2 separate regions of the Mus musculus genome follow, and region 2 is linked to region 1. The links are chromatin contacts, found by POLR2A ChIA-PET in ENCODE. All regions are on one chromosome and are shown on one strand. The core of a region is the stretch at or near the end of the contact, and the rest is flanking DNA. Distances in the headings are between cores, read along the strand shown. Region 1 holds the start of Lsm2 (LSM2 homolog, U6 small nuclear RNA and mRNA degradation associated). Region 2 holds the start of D17H6S53E (DNA segment, Chr 17, human D6S53E).

The links. ChIA-PET counts read pairs that join two places held with the same protein, here RNA polymerase II (POLR2A).
Region 2: POLR2A ChIA-PET joins it to region 1 with 13 read pairs in Patski. The contact joins the promoter of D17H6S53E here to the promoter of Lsm2 in region 1. POLR2A ChIA-PET finds 5 or more read pairs at or near these places in 3 of 5 experiments (Patski and embryonic stem cell).

Annotation. Positions count from the first base shown.
Region 1 is chr17:34,979,786-34,985,396 of GRCm38, reverse strand. It overlaps Lsm2 (LSM2 homolog, U6 small nuclear RNA and mRNA degradation associated), which reads right to left and starts at 3,543. Exons shown (of 5, transcript NM_001110101.2): 1 at 3,312-3,543; 2 at 2,710-2,777; 3 at 258-288; 4 at 89-148. The coding sequence starts at 3,314.
Region 2 is chr17:35,124,346-35,129,956 of GRCm38, reverse strand. It overlaps D17H6S53E (DNA segment, Chr 17, human D6S53E), which reads right to left and starts at 3,555. Exons shown (of 3, transcript NM_033477.2): 1 at 3,507-3,555; 2 at 3,172-3,314; 3 at 1,102-3,035. The coding sequence starts at 2,842. The coding sequence ends at 1,961. It overlaps Gm20522 (predicted gene 20522), which reads left to right and starts at 3,614. Exons shown (of 3, transcript NR_168268.1): 1 at 3,614-3,799; 2 at 4,642-4,724. Gpank1 (G patch domain and ankyrin repeats 1) reads right to left here. Exons shown (of 2, transcript NM_032460.2): 2 at 5,142-5,611. The coding sequence ends at 5,293. It overlaps Apom (apolipoprotein M), which reads left to right. Exons shown (of 6, transcript NM_018816.2): 6 at 822-960. The coding sequence ends at 847.

The sequences.
Region 1 (5,611 bases), core at 2,294-4,793:
ACCTCCATTAAAAGTGTGTCCTCCGGCCACCCAGGGGCCTTTTGCTTTAAAGGTTTCCTCCTCCTCCCCCTCCCCAGCCCCAACTTACCATGTGAGGGTATTTCTCAGGGTCTGTGACACTGATGTCGGTTAGTTTGATATTGAGGTACTAAGAAAGAGGAACATCGTCATTAACCCTAGAGACAAGATACAACAACCCACCCTCACTGGCTGCTTTCCTTCCCCAAGAACAAACTGACCCTTATTGTATATCTCACCTGGTCCACAGAGTGGAGGGTTCCACAGATGCTGTCAAGGGCAAAGAGGGAAGAAGCATTGGTTTATGCTGAAATCAGCGTGGAGGGAAAAATCAAAACTAGAACGACAAGTCGGGGAGGAACTTAAGGACCTGAGGCCTGCAGGCAGCATCTGTGAGTTCTGAGGTAGAAACGAAAATGCATCCCAGACTCAGTCTTTGCTCACACCAATGCATCAGAAGCTAATATTTAACTACTGCAGGCCAGGCTTGCATTCCATTTACTACTTGTATTTCCCTTTAAAGACAGGATCTCACTGCGCCCAGGCTGGCCTCAAACTATGGCAATCCTCCTACCTCCACTTGTGGAACTACAGCTGGGACCCACTATTCATGATCATTCCCCACTGGGTTTCTCTGTGAGGACCTAGAACTAGCTATGTAGATAAGGCTGGCCTCAAACTCACACCTGTTTCTGCCTCTACCTCCTGAGTGCTGGATTAAAGGTTTAAGGGATGCACTGCTATCAACACCACTTAGCTAATCATCTTTCAAAGTATTATCATCCTCCAGGATATGAGAGAGGTCATGGAAGGTAACAAAACTTACAACCAATAAACTGAAGGTCAGCCCAGATCTGCATGACTCCCAGAAGCATCAACTATTATTTTTAAAATATTGATTTTTATTATTTGTGTGTATGTGCATGTAGTTACCCACAGAGACCAGAAGAGGGCATCAGATCACTTGCAGCCAGAGTTCTAGGTAGGTGTGAATCACCTAATGTAGTTGCTGGAAACTGAACTCTTATTTTTCAGGGAGAGCAACAAGTTTTGTTTTGTTTTAAAGATTTATTTATTATTATATCTAAGTACACTGTAGCTGTCTTCAGACACTACAGAAGAGGGCGTCTGATGTCCGCTCTCTTTACAGATGGTTGTGAGCTACCATGTGGTTGCTGGGATTTGAACTCAGGACCTTCGGAAGAGCAGTCAGTGCTCTTAAAATCTCTGAGCCATTTCTCCAGCCCCCAGCAAGCTCTTTTTAAAGCACTGAGCAATCTCTGCAGCTTCCCTAACTGTTATTTGTAAACATTTACTGCTTTGGAGTCACAGACCTATGTACACATACTGGTAGCTGGAATTACTCTTTATTATTTTTGCTACACTCTTTTTTTTCTCGTATGAGTTTTTTGTTTGTTTGTTTGGTTTTTTTTTGTTTTTGTTTTTTTTCGAGACAGGGTTTCTCTGTGTAGCCCGAGTGCTGGGATTAATGGCCTGCGCCACCACACCCGGCTTCTTCTTCTTTTTTAAAAAATTGGATATTTTCTTTATTTACATTTCAAATGTTATCCCCCCCAACTTATCTTTAATAATGAAGATACAAGTCAAGTCTTCTCAGTTCTCCAGCCCTCTAGCCCCTAAGCAAGGTTATCAAGGCCAGTGCTCCCATACCACCTTACATGCCCCACCTTATATTATATTTACCCTCTGTGTAACCAACTTTAACCACCTCAGATCCTGAGTTTTACTTCCTCACTCTCTACATCCTATGAATCCCCACAGCTCTGTAGACCATTCGTGTGATTTGACTTTTAGACTATGAAAGGTCTTAGTCTGCACCTCAGTCTGGGCCAGCTTCTAACTTGGCCACACTGGTCAGAACCATCCTGCTGGTCAACCACTGATGTGTGTTCAAAGGTTTCAAGAGTCTACAAATAAAGTTATTTTGCTGGGCGGTGGTGGCACACGCCTTTAATCCCAGCACTCGGGAGACAGAGGCAGGCGGATTTCTGAGTTCGAGGCCAGCCTGGTCTACAGAGTGAGTTCCAAGACAGCCAGGGCTATACAGAAAAACCCTGTCTGGAAAAAAAAAAAAAAGTTATTTTAAAGAGAAACATGAGGGCTGCATATGAAGTTCACTTGTTGAGCATGCCCAGTACATGAAAGAAAACAAAAGCAAACAAAACCCGGCTTCAATGAAACTATAATTTTCGAAGCACTATTAGGAACCAAGTAGACCTTAACGGATGTGACAAGAACCCATAAACATATTTCCAGTGGTACAGCATTTAAGCATTTACCCCAACTCCTGAATCGTTAAGAGCAAATGATACAGCCAGGCAAATCCTAGCACTCAGGAGACAGAGGCATGTGGATCTGTGTGTTCCAGGACAGCCAGGACTACACATACATGTTACTTAACTGTATCTCACTGTGTAACTCCGGATGGCCCTGGACATATGTAGACCAAGCTGTCCTTGAACTCACACCTCTGCGTTCAGTGTTGGGATTACAAGCATGTGTCACAATACCAGGCTCACTCTTAAACTAATCTTTTACACTTAAGACGAAAGGTATTTCTTCTGTGTTTTGCCTACCTACTCTGAAGTAACTTTGTCAACAACAACGACAAAAAGGATCAGGACACCCGGCACCCCCACCTTCCACCAACTCGCTAAAATAAGGACCTACCTCAGGTCATTCTTGAGTTCCACGACTACATCCTTGCCCACAAGAGACTTGAAAAAGGAGTAGAAGAGCTATTGGAAAAGAGGGAGGAACTATCACATGAAAAGGGACGGGGAGGAGGAGCCCGTGACAGTATTTTGAAATACTAGTCTTTGTAGCCCCTCCTAGTAGTTCTCAAAACTTCATAACCAACAACAATCCGTTAAACGGGACTCTGCAGTTCACGGAGCCACGGAGTGACAGGACCTGCGTTGCACCCCTCGACGCTAGAACCCACTCTCTGAGTCGACCACCTCCCAGCTGAGACCGCTTCCCAACCGCACCCTCACAAAGTCCTCGTCAACAGCACAGAAGTGCAAGGCTCGCTTCCCGTTCTCCCCCGGCGCCCGTGGGCTTTCTCTTGGACTTGCTAAAGGTTTCCCCCAAAACACCATCGGCTCCGAGCAGCCTCCTCACACTGGGGTGTGGGCAGTAAGGCTGTACGGAAAACCCTGGGGCCTGGCTGCCGCCCCAAGCGACCGACACGAGTGCCCGCACCCACGCCCGCACGGTTCGAACCGCCCGCCGCGAGCGGCGGCGCTCCCTTTTGACGTCACGGTACCCACCATGGTGCTGGCGCCACGCGGGGCGGCCTGGACCGCGAAGGAAGGCGCCGGGGACTGCGAGCCGGAGGCAGGGCGGGAGCCGGAGCGCGAGCCCGCGCGTGAAGCAAGACTGGATCACGCAGGCGCACGGGGAGCCGCGAAAACCTCGGCTGAATTCAGGCTCAAAGGGAGCGGGGTAGGGCAGAGCCGAGAGGACCGCCAAACCGGTAGAGGGGCGGAACTTCCTGTCCCCCCCACTTCCTCCCGAGCAGCCGCTTTCTCACAAGCGCATGCGTGGGCCGTGGCAGCTGCGCGTTGGACGTAGTTCGTCTCTTTTTCTGATGGTTGTTGAGACTTTTCTCTCTGCCGCGTGATTAGCTCGTAGTCTACGTTTTCTATGGGGAATTATTGGGAAGATTGAGAAAATTATGACTTGCGTATTCTTTAGTAAAATTTAAAATGTTGCTAAGAGCTGGACAGCGTTCGTGCCCAACTGGAATCCTGGAGTTGAGACGGGAGGATTCTGGTTTAGAGGTCAACTAAAGCTATTATAGCAAGACCCTGTGTCAGAGAATAAAATATACACCAATACACACTGGTTATGGTGTGTGTGAGTGTGAGAGAGAAACCGGAACACAAATCCTGATTCTTATCAAAGGTTCCCAGTAAGTAAGTTTCTCTCAATTTCAGTCTTTTGGGGTGCAAAGTTGACCCAGAGCGGACACATTCTAAGCAAAGCAAATGAACAACATCCCAGCTCTAATGTTATATATATATATATAATTTGGCATAGGACTCGTCTGTAAAGGACTAAACTGACTGGAACTCAGTGACAGAAATATTTTACTTTATCTTAGCTTTTTTTGTGTGTGTTTGACAGTTTTTGCCTGTATGTTATGTCTGTACTACATGAGTTCCTGGTAGAAGAGAGGGCTTCAAATGCCCTGGGCCTGGAGTTACAATGGTGAGCCTCCTTGTGGGTGCTGGCAATCAAATCTGGGTGTTCTGGAAGAGCAACAGATGCTTGTAACTGCTGATCCATCCCTGCATTACTGAAATATTTTCAACTAGATCACCGACAGATACTACTTTGGATGTTCTGGGAACAGCATTACCAGGCTTGTAACATGCTGGTTGTGAAGGAGTTCACAAGAGCTGACTGATTTAAAAAAAAAACAAAAAACTAGAAAAGCCTCAGTAGGCAAGTTCCAGAGAAGAAAGAGATGGTCTGAGATGAAAGGGCTTTGTTGTTATTTCGATTGACTTGTTTTATGTAAGTATGCTGTGGCTTTCTTCAGACATCCAGAAGAGGGCATCAGATCCCACTACAGATGATTGTGAGCCACTCTGTGCTTGCTGGAAATTGAACTTAGGACCTCTGGAAGAGCAGTCAGTGCTCTTAACTGCTGAGCCATCTCTCCAGCCCTATTGTTTTTTTTTTTTTAAATAATTACATTAAGTGGGAAGTTGCTAGGTTGTATCTTCTGTGGATATCATGTCTGGATAAATAGGGAAACACTTTCTATTCTGTCTTCTCTTCTTGAGGCTGGCTGTAGGTGCAAGGCAGTCACGGGACACAGGTGAAAATTCTGAGAGTCTAAACCTGCTGATTGCAGGGTGGAATTCTCTAGTGTAATAATCTAAATAGATTGTAGCCAGGGTTTCCTGGGGGTGGGAGTGAGGGCTGGAGCATGCATGACTGTGTAGGCCAGAGATAGATACTGCCTGTTCTTTCCACCTTATTTAATATTTTAAAATTGTATATGTGTGAGCGTTTTTCCTTGCATGTCCATCTGTGTACACATGGGCAGTGCTCCCAGACACTAGAAGAGAGTGTTGGATCCTCTAGAGTTACAGTTGTTAGCCACCACATAGGTGCTGGGAATCAAACCCTGGTCCTGTGGAAGAGCAACACGTGTTCTTAACCACTTAGTCATTTCTCTCATTTTCTGAGATAGGATCTACCATAGATCCTGGAGCTGACAGGTTCATTCAGCTAGACTGACTTGCCAGCAAGACCCTAAGATGCTTCTTCTGTCTGCCCTACCTACCCACTCCCCCAGTGCTGGCATTACCGGTGCACATCACTGTGTTCAGAGCTGGATCCAGCATGGTACCAAGCAGGATTTGTTCCCAAGTTCAGCAGAATCCTTAAGATTTGAATCGAAAACAAGCTGTCACTGGATAGAAGCAGTCAGTACATTTAGCAACTGCGTCCTTTGGGCCCAGGGTGCCTGAGAATTAGGAAATGTTTGTCTTGGCAGGTGGAGGTATCGTGATCAGAGTTCAAGGCAGACCTAGGCTATATTAGACCCTGTCTC
Region 2 (5,611 bases), core at 2,306-4,805, 140 kb before region 1:
AGAATGGTACCAGAAGGACTCATGTGCAGTTAGGAATAGTGACACACACTGTAACCTCTGCCACACAGCTGGCAGAGGCAGAAGAATTGCCACAGATTTAAAGCCAGTCTGGTATACAAGTGAGTTTCAGGACAGCCAGGACTATATATATAGTGAGGCTGTCTTTCAAAAATAAAAACGAGGGGCTGGAGAGATAGCTCAGCAGTTAAGAGCACTGACTGCTCTTCCAACAGTCCTGAGTTCAAATCCCAGCCACCACATGGTGGCTCAACCATCTGTAATGAGATCTGATGCCCTCTTCTGGGGTGTCTGAAGACAGCTAGTGTACTTACATAAATAAAGAAATCTTTGGGCAGGAGAGAGCGGGGCCAGACAGGCGGGGCCAGAGAGAGAAGAAAAAAATGTCTGAAGTGTACTTACATATAATAAATAAATCTTAAAAAAAATTTAAAAAAAGAGGTGAAAGATAGGTTTCTTAGAATTTAGAGCAGTGGTCTTCAACCTTCCAAACGCCCTTTAACACGGTTCTTCATGTTGTGGTGACACCCCACCCCACCCCCCAACCGTAAAACTATTTTGTTGCTCTTTTGCTACTTTTATGAATCATTTAAGTATCTCACATGCAGGGTATCTGTACGAAACCCCTGTGAAAGGGTGGTTTGTCGTCCCCCCCCAAGGGGTCATGACCCACAGCTGGAGAACCACCGCTTTAGATAAAGGGAGGAGAGGGCCAGATGTAGAGTCTCCTACCTTACTCCAGTGCCAACGGCACTCCTCCCCTGGACGACCACCCTCTTACTCTCTCCCTCCTCCCCCCACAGAGGCCTGCCCGCTGTCCAGCAAGTGACCAGTGACTTCACCCGTGTCCTAGACAGACAAGATAGGAGCCCAGCTTCGAGTGGAGAAGCCAGCGACTCCTGCCCCCTCTCGTGGATAATAAAGATGATTTGTCAGTCCTCATCTCCTGGGTTTTGTCTGCAGACATCAAAGATATCATTTCTCCACTTTGACCCTCCCCTCCCACCCCACCCCCTGACGGACACCTCCACCACCTCACACCCCCGGCTGTCAGGCATCAGGAAGGACACTGAGTGGAACCTCTCACATTAGACTGGTGTATTTAGGATGTAGTGTGGCACATTTATTGCTGAGTGAGCAATGCCTGAGTGGAGAGGCAGTCACGGTGCTTCCCCCACTGCCCTTCAGAGCTGCCAGCTCTTCTGTACTGGTCCTCATGCCAATCCAGCCCACAGCAGCTCTGTTTCTTCTGGCTCCCACCGACCTGCAGACCCTCACTGCAGGTACTGCGGCACCTGAAGCCCCTTCTCCCTCAAAGCCTCACTCTCCTCTAAACGGTTCTAGTCCTAGGATCCAAGGGACACTACGGGTCTCCCCATCAACTCTTAATGCAGAGATCTCTGTCCTGCCTCTGGCCCCATCCACCCCTGCGCTTGGAAAGGGCCCTGTGGTGTCCGTTCTCCACGGTTGCTTTTATTCTATTTTGCTTTTAAAAAGTGGAGGTGGAAATTTAAAAAAAAAAAAAAGTGAGTAAATGTAAAAGCAAGAAATAACAAAAGCTGGTGACTTTGCTGGGCATGGTGGCACATGCCTTTAATCCCAGCACTCGGGAGGCAGAGGCAGGCGGATTTCTGAGTTCGAGGCCAGCCTGGTCTACAGAGTGAGTTCCAGGACAGCTAGGGCTATACAGAGAAACCCTGTCTCAAAAAAACCAAAAAAAAAAAAAAAAAAAAAAAAAAAAAAAGCTGGTGACTTCAATGGTGATGTCCCATTGTCCATTACTGGCCATCCTAGCCAGCCCTGTCTGTCAAGTGTGACAGGAGCTCCTGTGCCTGAGTTTCCTCCCCATCCCTGAGGTCTCTGTGCTTACAATCTGGGTTTCCCCACCTTCCTCCTAAAGGCCACCCCACTATCTTTACCCTTTGCTCCCACCCTCTCCCAGTCACAACATCCTTCCGGGACCTTCCCTCTGCTCCTTGGCCTCCCTCTCCTGCCCCTCACTCTCCCAATCAGCGGTCTCCTCATCTTCAACAGGTTCCCGGAGGCTGACAGCCAGCACCAGGGCCTGCAACAAGCCAAAGAGGCAGGCAAAATGCAGGGGGTGGGCAGTAAGTAAGCTCAGCACAGCGTGGAGCCCATGTAGGGCGGCCAGGAAACATAGCAGCCCATGAAGCCAGAGGCCCACAGGTCCTCGAAGGCCCAAAGCATCCAAGATGGCTCGGAGTGGCCTGGAGCACAGAGCCAGCAGGGCTGTGGCAAGCAGCTCCAGCAGGTGCAGGGTCAAGTTGGTAGAGATCTGCAGGTACTCCTCTGGGTCCTGCAGGTAATGTGAAGGAGCCCCTGGTTCCCCCCGTAACCAACGCAGCAGCTTCTGACGGCGACCAGGTTTCTCCAACAGGGCTTCTGGCCCAATGGTGCCTAGTCTCCCTTGAGCGGACACTCCAAGGTTCTTCACGCCACCTGAATCCACAGGATCCCAGTCTAGTTTGGGAATGGCCCCTCCAGACTCCAGTCTTGCAGGCTCTTGAATGGTAGAGGCAGTCTTGTCCCGCTTGAGGGAATCCATTCTTTTGCTCCCCAGTTGATCCACTTTGAGGTCCCTGCTAGACTCTGGAGCAGCCCCGGGGGGTCTCCGTGTTCCTGAATCCTTGGTCTTAAGGGGCCCCACATCTCCCATGGTCTCTGGAGCACTGTCCCAGTCACTCCCCGAATTCTCCGGGGAGCTGTCCACCCATCTGGGTTCTGGGGCAGGCAAATCAGCCTTTGTTGATTTCTTTCGACCCCAAGGTCGAGGTAGCCAGCCACCAAGCCGTCGAAGGAACATGACTGAGCTGTGCAATGCGCTTCCCAAATCTGTGACCACTTCCTGACTCTGCGTAAGATTCTCAGGATCTCCTCCGAAGCCAGAATCAGTTCCGGTTCAGAAGAGGTGTCTGCTTGGTGATATTGTCCTACTCTGAATTCAGAAAGGACTCACACAGCCCCAAGTGTGGTAAATGGCCTGCTTCCGTGTCAGTCTAAGGGAAAAGAAATCCATTTGCCACCCCACACACTAACAAGACTTCTAGAGCCCGATAAGGCCAGGGTCACCCCCACAATGTTCTGTGCTTTCAGATTTCCTTCCCAGCAGTCAGCACCCCAAGTTTCACTCACCAAGACCACATCCCAAGGTGCCCCAGAAAGGGGAGAGGTGGTGTTCCATTGAAGGAAAGAAGGTGGTGGCCCAGGGTCCTTCGGTCCTGAAACTGAGGAACCTTCAAATCGCTGCCCAAGGGAGCTCAAGGAACAGGAAGTCTCTGTTGAGAGGAAGACGGGATGGAAGTGTCTAGCGAACTCCAGTCAGTTAAGTGCATCCCTTAACTTAGGAAGCTATCATTCCAAAAAGTGGCCCTACTGTCCCGCGAGGGCGCAGCTGAGACGCGGCCTCCGCAAGGTCAGAACAGAGATGTCCTTGGAGATCGCAGACGCAAGACACAGTACAGGCCTACCTGGGGACCCAGGCGTCTGGGTGCTCGCGCAGCGAGTAGCTGTGGGGCCCAGCGTCCGGGGAGCGGCCTCCGGGAGCCGTGCGAGCCCGGAAGCAGCTGTACCGGGTCGGGAGGGACCAGCGGGGGCGGAGCTCCGCAACCCGTGAGGCGGACTCGACAGAGCGACCTCCTCCGAAGCCCCCGCGATTCACTAGCGCAGGCGTAGAGAGAGGACCACCTAAGACCAGACCCTGAGCACGAACCCGGGTTCGGCTGCTCACCTCCCAGACCTTCCCGCCGCTGACACTGGTTAGGTATTCTAGCCCTTAGTTTGGGATTTTTTTGTTTTGTTTTTCAATGTAACTTTAGCTATCTTGAATTAGCTCGGTAGACCAGACTGGCCTTGAACTCAAAAGAGATCTGCCCGCCTCTTGTCTCCTTGATTAAAGGCACGCTGCACCACTGCCCAGCTTTGTTTTTAAGGACAGGTCCCCTATATATGTAGCTTAGATCCATATATATATATATATATATATATATAGCTCAGGATATATATAGCTCAGGAAAGGCTTGGACATATGTTGCCCAGACTGCCTTTGAGTCGATCCTCTTGCCACTGCTTCCCTGTGTGACGATTCCAGCCTCTCTGTGGTTCTTTCTCACAACCCCCGCCATTCCTCCATTTCTCACCTGAGATATCTTGTAATGCTGGTCCAGAAAGGTAAATAACAGGAGCCACGTGATTTAAGCAGCCGCCCTTTGGCCTTCCAGACTGGGATTTGAAAGCTTTCATGTTCCTAGCACTCTGTATAAGCATCTCAAGGGATTGGGGGTGCCAAGTACGTAAGAGAAGTGTAGAAAAGCATATTGCCTGGTTTTCAGGGAGTGAAATGATCTCTTAGGACTGCCTTAAGCCTTGGAATCCTAACTCAGTAAGCAGGTATGAAGCCCTAGGTTAAGCCCCATGTAGCACTCCAGAACCAGTTTTAGCTGAGTTTGATGCCAGCCTGGTCTACACATAGTGAGAGACTGTGTCTCAAAAAACAAAAAGAAAAAAAGTTCATCTTGAACTTTTTATCTGGGAGGTCAGAGCTCTGGTCACAGCTAGAATGTCACACAGGTTGGATGACATTAGTTGTATTGGCCAATCCTGCAGGACTCTACTTCCTCTCTGGGGACTTTTAACTTCCCTACCACAAGGTATTACACTTCATCACAGCTGGCTTCCTCAAGTTCAAGGTTTGTATCAGGCAGAGCAGAGCAAAGTATCTTTGGCTTTTCTCCCAATGTCAGCAGCATCTTTTGGATGCATCTTGTCTTGGAGAGGGGCCCCACCCAGGGTCTTCCCAGTGTTAGGCAGGTGCTCTAACCAAGCTATGCCCGCCCCTCTCCAACACATAGCACACTTGGTTTGTGATACTTGTCACTGACTTGACTGGCCTAGACACATACTCAGAGGGGTGTTTTACAAAGTGGGGCAATTCCTAATGTGTGTGTGGGGGCGGGGATTCAAGGAGCAGGTAGAATGCAGCCAGCAGGACTGGGGACTCTCTTTTGTCACCCGGAGAGCTTGTCCTTTTGGCTCAGGTGAGACTTCTATGTGACTCTCAGATTTGTTCCAATTCCCTACTATATCATTCAAGAAAGTAAACAAACCACAAGGAAGGAAGTTTATTTATCTCCCAACTCTCCGCCCTTCTCTCTAAAATCAGAGCCCAACAGCTAAGGCCTAAGGGTTCGGAAGTCCAAGTGTCCAAGTCAGAGGCCCAAGTCCAGCGAGTGACAGACCAGGGCCAGTCCATATCAGTCAGAACTCGAGGTTCATGTACAGTCTTAGATCTCGCTCCCAGGCTCTGCCCTTTTCTTCTTGCCTTCTGTTCTCCCTCTGACTCAGTGTGGCAACTCGAGGGACTCTCTCTCTCCCAGACACAGCCCGGGTATCCCGCGCTGCAAAGTGTGTGACTCGGGGTTGGGGTGGGGATCTATAACCCAATCCTTCCTGGTCCCTCTTGAGGATAGTGGGGATAGGGTTGGCACGGCCTTCACCCCGGGGTCCTAGCCCCATTCCTGGTTCCCAGCCACCTCTCAGCAGTAGCCTGAAGCCAGGACTGGAAGTGGGCACCCCA